Regions from separate parts of the Homo sapiens genome. Here region 1 is linked to region 2. Evidence: chromatin loops called from intact Hi-C (ENCODE). Cell type or tissue: ovary. All regions are shown on one strand.

What was found. Peaks named below come from ENCODE experiments on the same cell type or tissue, not always from the same donor. Only the 100,000 strongest peaks of a DNase experiment are listed, where the experiment ranks them.
Region 1: a loop joins it to region 2, with 3 times the contacts of the local background. A loop is called at or near these places in 10 of 110 quality-filtered maps.

Annotation. Positions count from the first base shown.
Region 1 is chr3:148,959,466-148,967,465 of GRCh38, forward strand. No RefSeq gene overlaps it. Among named protein-coding and RNA genes, the nearest start is that of GYG1, 28 kb to the right of the region's middle. In ovary, no CTCF peak of the experiment used is centred here; a DNase peak (open chromatin) is centred at 3,266.
Region 2 is chr3:149,455,428-149,463,427 of GRCh38, forward strand. It overlaps the pseudogene FKBP1AP4. Among named protein-coding and RNA genes, the nearest start is that of TM4SF4, 15 kb to the right of the region's middle. In ovary, no CTCF peak of the experiment used is centred here; a DNase peak (open chromatin) is centred at 4,884; H3K27ac peaks cover 640 bases.

The DNA of each region.
Region 1 (8,000 bases), 500 kb before region 2:
CTTAATTTTCTAAGTTGAAGGTAGAGCAAAAGTGAGCTTATCTCTGGAACTCTACCCAGACTGACCTTCAAGAAAGCCCACGGAAATAAAGTCTTAGCTGTTTCCTTTGTGCTCCCTTTCTTCTCTCAGCCCCAGAACCCTCTTATTCCTGAACACGTCCACCAATATCCTCAGGGCCCCTCACAGAGAAGGCTGACCAGACCCAGAAACCAGCTTGTTACCCTACTTCCTCACAGCATCACTCTTCTTTAGGATTTCTAACCAACATGATATAGCCTTATGCCTCTTGTTAAGAATGCCCATTGTTACATGGGAATAAATTTTGGAGGGTTTCCACTGAGCAGGTGGGTTTCAGATAAACATGGGCCCTTGCACCTCTCTTCATGCGGGTAAAATCTGCCCCACCTAGTTAGTCATGGCATTTACTCAATCCTGATCTCTTTTCTCCTCCCCTTTCTACCACTTCCCAAGATGTATTTATTTGCCCTGATATTGCCTGTATTAGTCTGTTTTCACACTGCTGATAAAGACATACCCAAGACTGGGCAATTTACAAAAGAAAGAGGTTTAATTGGACTTACAGTTCCACATGGCTGGGGAAGCCTCACAATTATGGTGGAAGGCAAGGAAGAACAAGTCATGTCTTACATGGATGGCAGCAGGCAAAGAGAGCTTATGCAGGGGAACTCCTCTTTTTAAATCCATCAGATCTCGTGAGACTTATTCAGTATCACGAAAACAGCACAGGAAAGACTTGCCCCCATGATTCAATTACCTCTCACCAGGTCCCTCCCACAAGTTCCACAGGTTCCCTTCCCACTTGGGAATTCAAGACAAGATTTGAATGGGGGCACAGCCAAACCATATCATTGCCTAATTGTATTTTTCTTCTTGCTGGATTATTAAAGAGCCTCAGTATCATCTTTAAATGTTATTAGCTTAATAAGAATGAGAATGTGAGACTGTCAACATTAAATCAAAGAAGTGTTTTGCTTCGCTTTGTTTCATGTGATGGGACTATATCTAGAAGGCGTGATAAAAGGAGGGTAGCCCATTTAATTATACATCATAAATTGTTACCAGACATTTGGAATTAGGAAAAGTACATCAGGAATTACAAGGGCCAGCACATGTGAAAAAGGCTTAATTGAGACCATGAATTTGGAAATAGCTAAAGAGGCAGTTTATCTTACTGCTATTATATCTTCTAGTGTTGTTATGCTCTGGATTGGCTTGAATCACATAAAAATGGTTCTAAAAGGGATATGGAATCCATGTTTTATGAGTAGAGATTAAGTTATTTATTTGATATTCCATCACATAAATTTGGGAGCTAGACAAATCTGCATTCAAATCCCAGATCTCCCATTTGCTGTGAGAATCTGGCCAAGAAAGTTCATCCACCTCTAAAATAAGCATAAGAACACCAACCTCCAAGTTTTTCGTAAAAATTAACTTATGTAAGATACATCATACACATAGCAGTTTGTAGCACATATTAAGCTTTCAGCAGGTGGTAATGATTACCACCACTAAAATAATAGTAATAACATTTTCACCCCTCTTTGCTTTCTCAAACACTTCTCTAGATTCTAATCAGACAAACTTACCTTGAAAGCAGATATCAGCAACCTGGAATATTGTGGCAAAGGCAGCCCAGAAATTGTATCAGACATTGTACTTCCAGTGTCTTCCACTAACGTGCAAAAGTGTGCTCAGTGTATCCTGGGCCACCCTCCTCTTCATATCACCCTCCTACCACCGGGTCTCCTGAGTCCTCCTCTCCTTCCAGCAAACCCATCCATGCATACCATCCTCTGCCCTGCCCCAGTGTTACTCCTTCTCTCACCCTCCCCTCTTTAATCAAAACTCTCTTTCCTTCAGGATGGTTATATTCTTTGTGTGCTAGGACAAAAGTACCAGCAGTTTCCTCATCAGCCAACTGAGAGAGTAAATGAAAAGCTCCCAACTGCGCCAAGCCCTCATGTGGCCTCAGTAAATGTGAGTGCTCATCCCTCTTGTGTAAGATAGGAGATCCGTACAGGTTTACCTCTAAAACCCTGGGATTACACAGAAATTTAGAGCAAAGTATGAAGCCAGGGTAGTTTGTATGCTGGCAGAAAAGTTTTCTTAACCACTTTCTCCCCAACCCACACACCTCAACTAATCTTTATTTGGTAGACTATGATATATTTAAAGATATCTGAAGAAACTGTGTCACCACCCAGCCAACACAAAAAAGCCAAAACACTATCAAAATCCTCACCAGCCCACTTCCGAATAGTGGCTGGCCCCTGCTCCCCATACAAATATTGCTAGAGTATTTAAAAATAGAGTTAGCACCTGTTAAGGATGTTTGTGGACAGTCCAAGAAAACGTAGATCAGCTTCATCCTGGAAGGACCCTTGACCAAAAGCTGTGACCTCAAGCATGACAAGCTTTTTTGAGCAGAACTAAGAGCAAGATAGGCACCCCGTAACTAAGAGCAGCGTGGGTACCCCAGGGTAAGTATTCTGGTAACATTTGCTGAATTCAGGCTGGAGCAGTGACCTGATCGAGAGGTGGCATTTGCCATTAAGGCAGATTTGGAATTTGATGGGCTGGTTTGTCAAGCAAAGGACCATCCATGGGACTGATGGCTCCGTAAGAACCTAGTAATGGAATTATGTGCCTGGGATACACAGCTGGCAATTATATTCTCCACTTCAGGCAGCAATAAAGATAAAGTGCTTTATAATGTATTCATTCATTTCAATACAGTCAGTAGTGATGTTAGAATGGGGTTCCTATCAAGAAAAGGCAGAACTGCATTTGAGAAGGAAAAATGTGCTTTCTTAAAGAGATTATTTTAGAAAACACATGAATGTACATCAGAAATTTCATTAAATAAGTCAATTTGGCAGGTGATCCTAATGGGCTACTGGAAAAGGGGAATTAGAGCAATTGAAACAGCGGAAACAAATGAGCTACAGGTGTGCCTTCTTGTTGTCTCTGTTCTCATTTGGATTATTACAGGCTATGTCAAATACATTTTGAAAAGTTTGTAGTGTATCATCCCAATAATTATATCTGGAGTGTCTAGAAAGCATTGACTAGTTATATGATGGGGAGCTTAAGAGAGGAAATGTGGTTTCTGGGTTGTCCTCTCATAGGCTCAGCAGCTTCTTGATACTTCCCCTTATCCCAAGGCTGTCCTCCCCTCCTCTACCCAGGAGGAGATGAGTCACACAGGGAAAGAAAAGGACTCCTAATGCAAGAGGAAAAACACTGAGATAACCCCCAGGGAGGGGCGCTGTCCACAAGAGGCTGTGCTGATGCTCATAAAGAAGTTAGACCTGTGAAGGCACAAAGCTGCACTCCTAGCCTTGACCTCTTGCCAATATCAAAAAATGTTGTCTTTTAGGATGATGTGAATTTAAAGCTAACTCATAATCTTCCCCCTCAATTCCCAAATTAGCCTCTTTTTTGAATTTGCCTGTTTCACTAATTTAACTAACACATATTTATTGATAATTTACTATGTGCCAGGCACTGTATTAGGTGCTGAGGATAAAGCCATTAAAAAGGACAAAGTCTTGTCCATACACCCTTACATGCTAGTCAGAAAAAAATGACTTAATATATGATATATCGTCAGGAAGGATATAGTCAGGGAAGTCTTTCTAACCAGGGTACATTTTAGCCATCTCTATAGCTTAAGCTCCCTATCTCTATGAACCTGCAAGAATTTTTAGGAAAAGTAACATTTTGAAATATAGTGTATTAATTGAAAATGCCCATTTTTACAGGCATAAATGAGTGGAGAGGGCCAGGTAGGGGCTGAAAGTGAAGAAGCAAGGGAGGTGGGTCTCTGGAGGAAGAATGTTCAGAACAGAGGAATTGACAGGTGCAAAGGCCTTGAGTAGGGGTGATGCTTGCTTTGCTTAAGGAATAGCAAGGAGACCTGTGTGGCTGGAGAAAAGTGAGCAAGGTGGGATGGGAGGCAAGGCATGTCTCCCAGTTCTTATTCCCCTCCAGGTTGGAAACTGCAGGTAAACTACAGTATCTTTTACTCCTTCCACCTTTCTTTCATCCAGCTACATTTGCTTATCTTTTCTAAACAATGATTCTCTAAAATCATCCCTTCCCTACTTCCCCTTCCTCTCTCAACTTAAATCAGCCTCCAGTCACTTTATATCCAGATTATTCATGAGCCTCCTAACTGGCTTTCCAGCCTCTTGCATCTTCAACTGCTCCAATTACTTTACTAAGCTTCCAGATTAATCTTCCTAGAGCATTGCTTTTATCACATCTTTTCTTTCCCTGCATAAAAATGGCTTAGCATTAGCTGTAGGATAAAGCAGAAGCTCTTTAGCCCACCCCCGCCTCAATCTGGACCAAATCTCATCACCCTATGATCCATTCCCACCTTTCCAACTCCAGTGGCCTCCCCGCATTGTGCCATACTCTGTGTAATCACTCTCAACCTTGAAGCCCAGACTAAGACACATGTTAGCCTACACTGTGTGACCCAGCCAGAAACAGACTATCCCCTTTCTTTAACAGTTGGAGCACTAAGTCACACACACACACACACACACACACACACACACACACACACACACAAAATGTACTGTTTAATATACAGCAGATATATTGCTTCCTTCTTTAGTCCTGGCTCACCAATTGGACCAAATTCATTGCAACCGGGAGCCATGTCTTAAACATCCTGTACATCATTTGAGTCCATATATGTATATGCCATAATCTATATAATATGTGGATGATAAATATTAACAAACAAAGACTTCTGGGTTGTCAGGCATTGAACTGGGTAAGAAAAAATGAAATAAAATGACCATATTGTGTCCTTAAAGCCCTTTCTTTTTTGCAGGGAAAAGGCACTGTTTAGTGCAAGATCATTTTCCTCTTAATGGGAGCAATAGTAAGGTCAGAAACATGGTCATAAAAATCTTATTTAGCTCATCCCCTATGCTCAGTAGCTAGTTAGCCAGCTATCTAACATATTTATTTCAATCACTGAGCATATGTAACTATAAACTCTCTAGGGAATATTATCAACATGGTAGAACCAAATGTGGAAATGTGGGCACCTACATGGGCCTCTAATACGTAAGGCTAAAAGATCTGAAAAGCCTTATAAAAGTGAGAACAAGATATATTTCTTCAATCCTCCAAACCACTGTTAAAAGCTAGGCAATAGCAATATTTTGTCCACACACAGAAGGTTCACATGGGTACAATAAAAACAGAGCAAGGTTCATAAATCCTGCTTTGTTATGGAGAAAATATAAAAATTGCATTCTTAAATAGAAAGGTTTTCAACAAGAGGCTAATGTAAAATTTCTTTTCAGCTTTGGATGCCTGATGGCCTTGCACAGATTTGCCCAACAGAGTTGAACTGTCTGGACAGTGTTTTATGTGGGTGCTTTCAAGTTAGCACCTGCCAGCTTCTTTAAAGTCCTGTCTTTCACAATAATAACCACAATACAGTTAAAAATAATGGATGCAGGAATTCTGTATTCCATTCATATTCACTTGCTTTCAGCAGGATGAAGCACTTGAAGGGAAGGCGGTGCATCTCTCCTCTCGCTTTCCACCCACCTTTATCCTGGAAATTCAGACTGCCCTGTTGCTATTCACATGAAGCCTCAGTACAAGCCTTGCTCATAGCAAAAGAAGGCACAGGCCTTACTTGACATTATACGCAGAAACCCTGATATCCTACAGGACCTCCTAATGGCTGAAGCCTAGAATACCATTATGAGTGCAATCTCTGCAGCTTCCTTCCTTCTCTGTGAAATTGCAAGAATTTGGGGAAAGGATAATACTTTAAGCTGTAAATTATATCTTAATGCAAAGGTTAAAATCCTAGTGTTTACAGGGCTAGATAGGAGGAGGGGACTAAACAGCCTAACTCACCTCCAGCCAAAAGGATTCATGTAACATGAGCCCAATGCCTTCTGACTTTAAGAGAAGCCAGAAATCCAGATATTTGTGTGAAATCACCCAATTTTTTTTTAAATGATGACAACTGACTGATTTTCTATGATGCTGTACAGATCAAACCAAACCCACCTTCAGGCTAGCAGCAAAACATGTTTGCAACCTTCCTCAGCACAGCCAAGGCATGAAAGAAGAGGAGAAAAGCTAGCACCCACTTGGTGGCAAAGGAAGGAAGGTGGGGGTGGGAGGCTCTAGGAAGAAGCCAAAGGTCCAATAGTGAGTTAAGCAGCTTTGCCAAAGATGAGCTCTGCAGCAGCTTGCCTTTACCCCAGCATGGAGAGTGGAGGAAGGGACCAACCACACAGCGATCCTCTGGAAAGACCTCCAAGCAACAACTTTGTCCCTATCCCATCTACTTCTATTCTACCCTCCCATCAGGCCCCCGTTATGACTTTCATGGGTCCTAGGCACTTTTGCCTTCACGGGTGACTTCCTCCCTAAATATATAAAATATTTTATGGCTATGCTGGTATAAAGACAAATACTATTCAGGCTAGATCATATTCATTTTTTCCTTATGATTTTAAAAGATATTTTCTTAGGTCCCTGAAAATATCATGGGCCTTAGATCCTGGCCTATTGAGCCTAAAGGCTAAAGCTGGCCCTACCTCCAGCTGGGTGGTGCTTGGCTTCAACACTGGATGAAAGCTCTCATTACTTAGCAGCTGATGTTTTTCACTGTAAATATGGCAAATCACTCGCCATGTTGGGAGGTAACCGTAATATTGTGGACATAGCATGGGCTGAAGTCAGACTGCAAAAGTTCAAATCCCAGTTCTGCCATTTATAATTTAAGTGACTTTAGGCAAATCATTTAACTTCTCTGTGGCTTGATTTCCACAACCATGAAACAAGAATGATAATAGTACCTACTTGAGAATTGCTATGATGATTAAATGAGTTAATACATGTAAAATGCTTACAATGGTACCTAGAAATAGTAGAAAATAGATGTTAGCTATTTCTGTGTTCTGTAGTTTCCCCACGACTGATTGACTTTATGGTTTTGGATATTGATAAAATTATTGAGTTAACACATAAGTACTCTTGAAGAGCTGACCCTTCTGAGGTCTTGAAGGCAATAACTTCATTGTGATTTCCCAAAGATAACCTAGTTGCACAAAATTCAACAGACGGATGAAAGTCCATGCAGGCTTGCCTCAGCTAGCTTTTAGTTGTATCTTACATTCTTCCTGTTAGCTTCCTGAGTGCCCCCATTTGTCTATAAAAGAAATTCAAAGTGAAGACTTGAGCATAAAACCTTGTCCAGGGGGCGGGGGGCGGTGGCTCACGCCTGTAATCCCAGCACTTTGGCAGGCTGAGGCAGGCGGATCACTTGAGGTCAGGAGTTGGGAGGCTGAGGTGGGTGGATCACTTGAGGTCAGGAATTCAAGACCAGCCCAGCCAACATGGCAAAGCCCATCTCTACTAAAAATACAAAAATAAGCCCAGCGTGGTGGCATGCACCTATAGTCCCATCTACTCAGGAGGCGAAGGTGGGAAAATCGCTTGAATCCAGGAGGCGGAGGTTGCAGTGAGCTGAGGTTGCATTGCACCATTGCACTCCAGCCTGGGTGACAGAGTGAGACTCTACCTCAAACAAACAAACAAAACTTGTTCCAGGGATTCTAAAGAAATGTGCTCTTTCAATAAATATGCTTTGCATTCATCAATAAAGTGCCTAGCAGCTTTCAAAGCTCAAACATTATATAATGAGATAACACACTCAAAGCATCCAAAGACAAGAGAGAATGTTAGAAAACTTCATGACACTGGGAGGCCCCAGAGTGTCAATCTTCCCTATTGTACTAGAATAATTATCACTAATGATCTGTTATGATCCACAGAATTGCAAGGCGGAAGAGCCTCTCCATTCATTCTTATTGGCTGAAGACACTAAGGCCGAGAAAATTCAGTTGTTTCCTCAAGGTCACGTAGATTAGTCTCCTGTTTTCCTCTGTGGCTACCCCAGCCATTTCTGTTATCATTTTTTT
Region 2 (8,000 bases):
TTTTTAAAAACACAACTAAAAACATTACCACACCTGAAAATACTCTGGGTACTCTTTAAGTTTCAGCAACTGATAATTTTCAGTCCAAAAGATATTGAGGTGATAAAGCTCCATGAAGCTAGCTCTTTACGACTGCTGTCCTCCTACACATACCCCACATATGAACACACCTACACACTCTCTGAAGGATGGAAAGGCGCTTCTAATGAGATTTTTTGTTGTCCCATGCAAGACATGGTGCCGACAATCAGCTTTGCTGTTATCTATACTCTCAGACAAAGACTGCCAGAGACACCTGTAGTTGAACAAGTTGGGTTTTTCACAAACTGCAGTAAGGGAAAATACCTTGAAAACTCCATGAAAGTGTCATGGAGTATCTCAGAAAAGGGTTGTCAAAAACAACCCGGTATAGAATTTGGGGTTTGGTTGAGTAATTTTAGGGAGAGTCTAAGAAAACAGGGTTCTCTCCAGATTGGGTATTATCAGTAAGTGGAGGCAATCCTACTTTTGGGAATCTCGATAGGTCTTATCTGTGGGGAACACACAGCCTAGGGAGACATTAAAGCTGTCATTGGTAAAGAAGTCACTGTCACTCATTCAGCAAGAGAAGAAAATATCTGTTATTTTGTGTTGCACAGTGACCTTATTTTTGTCTCACTTTATCATGGCCTAAGAGTGACCTCGTTAGATATAGATATTCTGTGAGATTGTTTATATTCAAGAGGAAAATAACATGGCCTGGCTGTGTGTGTCAGACCAACTTGTAATAGCATTGAGGTCTAGGTGTGAATGTCAAGTCAGTCCTAAATGTCAGAGGGTACTCCTATCCTTTTTCATTGTTTTACCACTTTCCAGGGTGTGTGAGTTTACTGAATACTGCTACCTTCAGTCCTGGTTCCATACCACCTTCTCAACCTATTTTTCTGTTTGGATTATTTTTACCACTCATTATTTACAGTGTGTATGTTATGTTATATTATATTCAAGTGTTTATAAGCTTTTTAAAATCCTTTTCTAGAGAAGAAAAAAAATCATGTTTGAATGAAGAAAAACAAAGAGTATCTGAAAATGTAAGATATTCTTGCTACGTATTTATTATTGCCCACTCTATAATCAAATGCATTTTGAGTAGATATCTGGCAACATTTTACTTGTAGAGGGCAGTAAGCTGGACTGCTTTGCAATCTGTTCATTCAGTTAACAAGGAAAATTTCTCAAACTACTCTCCTCTGCTGGAACCCTCAGTAAGAAGCACATTATACTCAGTATAAACTATACCACAAAATATAACACACACACACACACACACACACACACACACACATACTCATACCTTACCAGATTAAAAATTTAACAAAACAATATTTATTCTTACTAATTGTGATGTACTCCAGTATTCTCTATTTCCTTCTATTTTTATTTCATTTTTAAAATTAAATACTGACCTTCTAAGTTGAGCTCATGACTCCCTACTGGATCTCAATCTGCATTTGAAAAAACTTACTGGGCACTAGGACATTACTTTTCACAAAACAAAATATTTGTGGATATTTCATTGAATTAATTTTGACGCTGCTGCTGTTTTTTAAAACCATGGTGGGTGTTTTGTAATAATCACCTAAAAATCTTTCTTGGCTAAATGATGGCAAATTATGTTGAATCATATAAAATACAACAAATTATTTGGAGAGAGAAATCTTAGCCTTGCCTCTTATTACTGGCTTGGCCATCACCAAGCAGAGATGACCTATGTTGGGCGTGTGTCTTCATTATGCACCAAGATTCTCATAACTGGATTTTAAACCAGATTCAGACTTTAATTATTAGCACAGAATAACTGAATTCCAATACTTGTCAAGAAGAATGACCTCTCTTCTCCCTTCCCAAAAGCTTAGCTGTCAGAAATGACTGTGAAAGGGACAGGGACAGTGGCTCACTCTTGTAATCCCAGCACTTTGGGAGGCGGAGGTGGGTGGATGGCTTGAGCCCAGGAGTTCAAGAGCAGCCTGGCCAACATGGAGAAACCTGATCTCTACCAAAAATACAAAAGTAAGCCGGGCGTGGTGGTGTGCACCTGTAATTCCAGGTACTCAGGAGGCTGAGACAGGAGAATCCCTTGAACCTGGGAGGTGGAGGCTCCGCTGAGCCAAGATCACGCCACTGCACTCCAGCCTGGGTGACAGAGGGAGACTTTGTCTCAAAAAAAAAAAAAAAAAAAAAAAAAGAAAGAAGGAAAAGAAAAAAGACATGACCGTGAAAGGATGATATTTGGAATGTATATTAAACCTAAGTCTTTCTTTGCTGACTCCCCATTTCTACCCTTATTACTGTCAACATTATTCTTTATGATCTAAATTTACCCTGACAGAGTAAATGATATTCTGAATGAAGTTTTTAAACTCACCATCAAAAGTAGACTTAAACTTGGTATTGAATATCAAGAGCAGAAGAGACCAAGAAGTTTATTTATCAATAACAGGTTAGAGATCAAAGAAGAACACAGTAGCAGGACCAAGTTGAATACTTCAGGATGGACAGCCTGGTGTGTGGGCAGGTGGGATTGTGGTAGGGTTGGTAATGTAAATTAACAAAGGAAGGGGGGTGTTGGTAATTGAGATTAATAAGGAAGGGGCATTATTACTCTGGAGGCTAGGGGAGCCATGCCAGGTGTATTAGTCCATTTTCACACTGCTATAAAGACATACCTGAGGCTGGGTAATTTTTAAAGGAAAGAAGTTTAATTGACTCACAGGTCCACATGACTGGGGAAGCCTCAGAAAACTTACAATCATGGTGGAAGGCAAAGGAGAAGCAAGTACCTTCTTCACAAGGCAGCAGGAAAGAGAGAAGAGAAAATGAAGGCGGAAGATCCCCTTATAAAACTGTCAGACCTTGTGAAAACTTGTTCACTGTCATGAGAATAACACGGGGGAAACTGCCCCCATGATCCAATCACTTCCCTTCCTCCACACATGGGGATTACAATTCGAGATGAGATTTGGATGGAGACACAAAGCCAAACCATATCACTGAGGAAACCTGACTAGACAGGACAACTCGTTGAGAGTGGAGTAGCATCAGGGTACTGCCCATCCCTGCTAGGGTGAGCACGGTGACAGACTGTGGACCCAATACCCTGGATTGCCCATTGCCAAATCACCTGAGGAGAGCAATTCAATTTTAACTAATCATTTTTGCAAGCTTAGTTGTTCTAGCTGCTGAAAAAAAAAGCACGAGTCTCTTTAAAAGGAATAAAATTCTGACACATGCTATAACATGGATAAACCTTGAAACATTATGATAAGTGAAATAAATCCATTACAAAAGGACAAATATTGTATGCTTCTATTTACATGAGGTACCTAGAATAGTCAAATTCACAGACAGAGAAAGTAAAATAGTGGTTACTAGGGACTGGGAGGAGGCTAGAATGGGGAGCTGGTGTTTAATGGGTATAGAATTTCAGCTTGGAAAGATTAAAAAGTTTTAGAGATGAGTACTGATGATAGTTGCACAAGGATGCCACTTAATGCCACTGAATTGTATACTTTAAAATGATTATAATGGTAAATTTTATGTAATATATATATTGCTACAATTTTTTAAAAGAGTGTGGGTCCAGGCTGGGTGCGGTGGCTCACGCCTGTAATCCCAGCAGTTTGGGAGTCCGAGGCGAGTGGATTACCTGAGGTCAGGAGTTTGAGACCAGCCTGGCCAACATGGGGAAACCCCATTTCTACTAAAAGTATAAAAATTGACATATGATATGATATGATATGATATGATATGACATATCATATCATAATTTGTAAATTAAATACAAAGTAGGAGGTAATAAGTGCCAGAAAAAAGAAAAATATATGCTGTTTGAGTTTAGAATCAAGAACCTGAAGTGTGTGTGTGTGTGTGTGTACAAAGGGAGAATTAATTTGAGAAAGTTCCAAGTAATTATATTTTAAATATATATACTGAACACTTACATTATATATAAAGCACATATCTATTGTGCATTTTGTACTTTTTGCTTACAAAATTATATTATGACCTAAATAAATGAAATAGTCTTCTCTTTGTCTGCATTCTTATTGAGATCCAAGTCAACATAGTTGCTTAAAGACAGTTCTCAAACTTTTGATGACAGTAAAATTATGACATATGAGTCAGGAAAGATTAAGGAATACAGTATAAAGTGACCCTGTGCAACACTGGCGTGGATGTGGGAAGGGCTGGAGTTCAAGACCCACATTTGCGTAGCCTTGGGCACTATCTCACCAGGCCCCCATTATCTTATCTACAATATAACTAGTTTGGGCTAGATAACTTTCTAGCTCTGTCAGTCTCTGATTCTAGGGAGTAAAATAGTCTTAGCTGTGTTATGAATCCATCTATCTCCTTCACCGTAGCAATCACCAGCTTCCTTGGCCAATTGTTGCTGTGTCTCCGCACCCACCCACACTAGTGTCGCAAATCCCCAGACATATCATTTCATCTGCTTTTCCTTACCAGAAGAAATGAAGAAAGAAAAAGTGTTTTAACTTGGTGCACCACAATGTCACATTTGCTCCTCTATAGAAATGTGAGGAGAAAGAGTTTTCGTTTAATGGTGTAATTGCAAATGGACAACAGTTTTAGAAAACAGGAGTAATTTTAAGAGGCATGATAACCAGCTTCATAGTAAAGAAACAGTAAAAAGTAAAAACATGATTTTTCTCAGAGTATTCTTCACATTTAAAAATAGTTCTCTGCGGCCTTTTGGCAGCTCAAAGTGAAGAAATTCTTATGAATGAGCTGGGGAATCAAAGAGAGAATGTGTGAGCCACAGGCAGAAAGCAAGTTCCATTCTAGCAGCAGTTGGCCACAATCTGCTTTTCTGCTTGGGCCTCAGCTTTTGGACAGCTGTGTGCCTGAGACTGCAAGGTCATTTCTGGCCTTGCCAATGTTGCTTTCAGCTCTTGAGCTTTGGGCTGATTTGTTACACAACAATCACTAACCAACACAGAAGAAAATGCAAAATCTCCAATCCTGATATTAGACAATATTCTGTCAACAAAATGACCACTTATTATTAATAATAATGTAATAATTAAATCCCCTATATGTATTTCTTCAGGTCACTTTTACCTGAGTGGGTGGTGAAGAAGGAGGCTGAGTGAGCAGGAGACTTGGCCATATATGGTTAGAGCTGGTAGTTGGGGTTACGTGGCTGCCAAGCTTTCTGCTATGGACATTCTGTTTTTCCCTGCATGGCAGCAGCTAGAGTCCTAGCCCAGAAGTCAGAGGATGTTTACTCTAATTCTGTCTCTGCCACTTGCTGGTTGTGTGAACTTTGGCTACTCTCTAGACCTCTCTGGCCTCAGTTTCCTCATTCATAAAAAATACTGGCTATAATAATCCCTACCTGGCTGGCCTGCCCACTTCATTGGCGGGATCGAGTAAGATGATGATAGGAACACACAGTGAATACTGAAAGATAGTCATACACATACACACTCATGAGATGACGTGAGGATGTGATGTAGGATCTCAACTGAATACACTATAGTTTTGCCTGGACTATTCAAAATATCTGATAATATTTTCTGTTAAAAAAAAGTCAGTGTTTAGTATATGATGCCAAATCCTGGACTTCATTTTACAAAATAAATAAAGTTTTGTGTATGATAGTATATGTAATCAATGCTATAAACGGATTAATAATTGGCTAACCCTGGATAACCAATTACTCTGCTTCATAGGTGAAGTGACTGAGACTCTGAGAGATTAAGTAACTTCTCAAGGGCAACAGTTACTAAGCAGTAGAGCCAGAACTTATACCCAGGGACCCTTTCCATTATATCCCAGCAAGGTTTCTCAAAAAGATTGAAGGCAAGTTGGCCTCAAAGGCACACTTACATCACTGACTCTGAGAAGGTAGCTTTATGTGGGATGACGCCCAGGCATCTTCACAAGAACAAAGCAGGAAGCAAATCCCTTCAGCCAGGGAGTTTTGGAGATCTTTTTGTTTCTCTTCTTTGCCTGCACTAAAGAGCTGGTGAATAAACCATGGGGTTGGCAGGCAGTACTTGAAGGCACCATTGACTTCACAGTGAATGAATACTAGAGGTATCTTGGGTCTGGGCAGAGGGAGACCCCACGGATGGTGGTGGATGAGATTGTACTGATTTGGGGCCTCCCAGCCAGCACATGCACATAGCAGAGGAACATGGCTGAAGCTTCTTGTGTGTCACATCCCTGTCTGAAACATAACTGTCCAGACTGTAAGAAAGTGTTCTGTATGATGGTATTTTTCAGGTGTTTATGTTTTTGTGGTGGTGGTGGAGAGAAATATTATGCTTGAACCAAATAGAATCACGTCTCTCCTTCTTAGTCCTCTCTTCAAGCCCTTCCTCCCCCAACTCACCCCACCTTGCCAGTTGCATTTGTGAACTTGAGTAGCTCTCAATTCAATTATCAACAAGTGATAATACTTTAAGTGTTAAGTTGAATTTTAAAATGCATTCAAAATTATTAATACATAAGAATCACAAGAGCATATACATTTTAGCCTCAGCAGCTTAGGTAATTAGATAGATGGTTAATCCAAAAGGGACCAAAACTAAAGGTACAAGAAGTAGATAAATGATCCTGTCTTGTATTTTTTCTTTTTTTTCATAAAAATGAATTTTTAATTTCATGAGTATTAAAAAGAAAACCCAAACCTGTCACATTTCCCTCCTACTCATACAAACAGTTTTCAAAAGAGATTCTTCAAATTTTACATTTTTTCCATTCTGGCTCATTCTTTGCTTCCTCATCATCAGATTCAACTTGGCCAAACATGATTCTGGGCTGAGTCTTGGAATGTGTTGGAGAAACCCAATATGGGTTGTCTTCTGCGCTTTGGCATGATGCAAAATGGCTTCCCAAGGATTACGGTCGTCAGTCTTGTCCAAAGCAATGTTCTTCACAATATAGAAAGAAAGAGTGCCCTTGTGGGTCCCACCACAACCTGGGTCTGCTACAGGAGGTTCAGGTTTATGCAACTTCAGGGGATCCAGTCTGTCCTTCTCTAGCTGTTTCCTTGTACTCCGTTCGTGGGGCTCACAGAACATAGGCAAGACATGAGGGGCGATGATGTAGTCCTGGGTTAGTGTCTCAGCTTGTTTTGCCTCCCACTGGTTATTTGTTTGTTAGAAAAGCCAGCATAAAGCACTTTTATTGCAATAACAAAACTTGAAACCCATATATGGTGCCGGGGTGGGTGAGGCAGCAATGATTTCTCTCACCCAACCACTACACAGGACAGCAAAGGGGGTGAGAAGGGCCTGAGGGAGGAAAAGCTAGGAAACTGAAATCAGCAGTGAGAGCCAAGCATGAAAAAACAGGAGATGCTGAAGCTGCGATGACCAGCATTATTTTCTTAAGAGAACATTCAAGGATTTGTCATGATGCCTGGGCTTTCATTGGGTGTTAAGTCACAAACAGCACCTACAATTTAAACTGTCAATTAAAGTTTTTAAAATTTAGGAAGTGGTGGAGCTTGGAAAGTTATGAGATTACAAAATTCCTGAAAGTCCACTAGAAAAACCACAGGATGGAAAAATAAATAAATACATAAGCCAGGCCACAAAGAAGACTTCAGAGGTCCCCACTGGCCTAGGGACAGACCTGTAGTGTCCAGCATGGCAGTGAACATGATCTGCTTTCAAAGGCATAGGGTTTAAGGGGACGGTGGGGTGAGACCAGTGGAAGCAAAGGCTCTCCCCATCCCCACCTCAGTTTGAGGTAGGGCTTTTAATTTAACCTAAGGACATCTCTCAACGTGGAGAATAATTGAGCCCTCAACAGTGCCTCAAATCTGCTATGGCTTTGCAGCGCAGCAGAAAGAATGTTTAATATATAATAGATTAAAATTTCATCCAAAAAAATTAAAATAAAATATTCTTGCAACCCCCACCCCCGCCCCACACCAATTCCTATTCTAAAGTTAACCTATCACTTGTGCTGTTAATACTTGACCA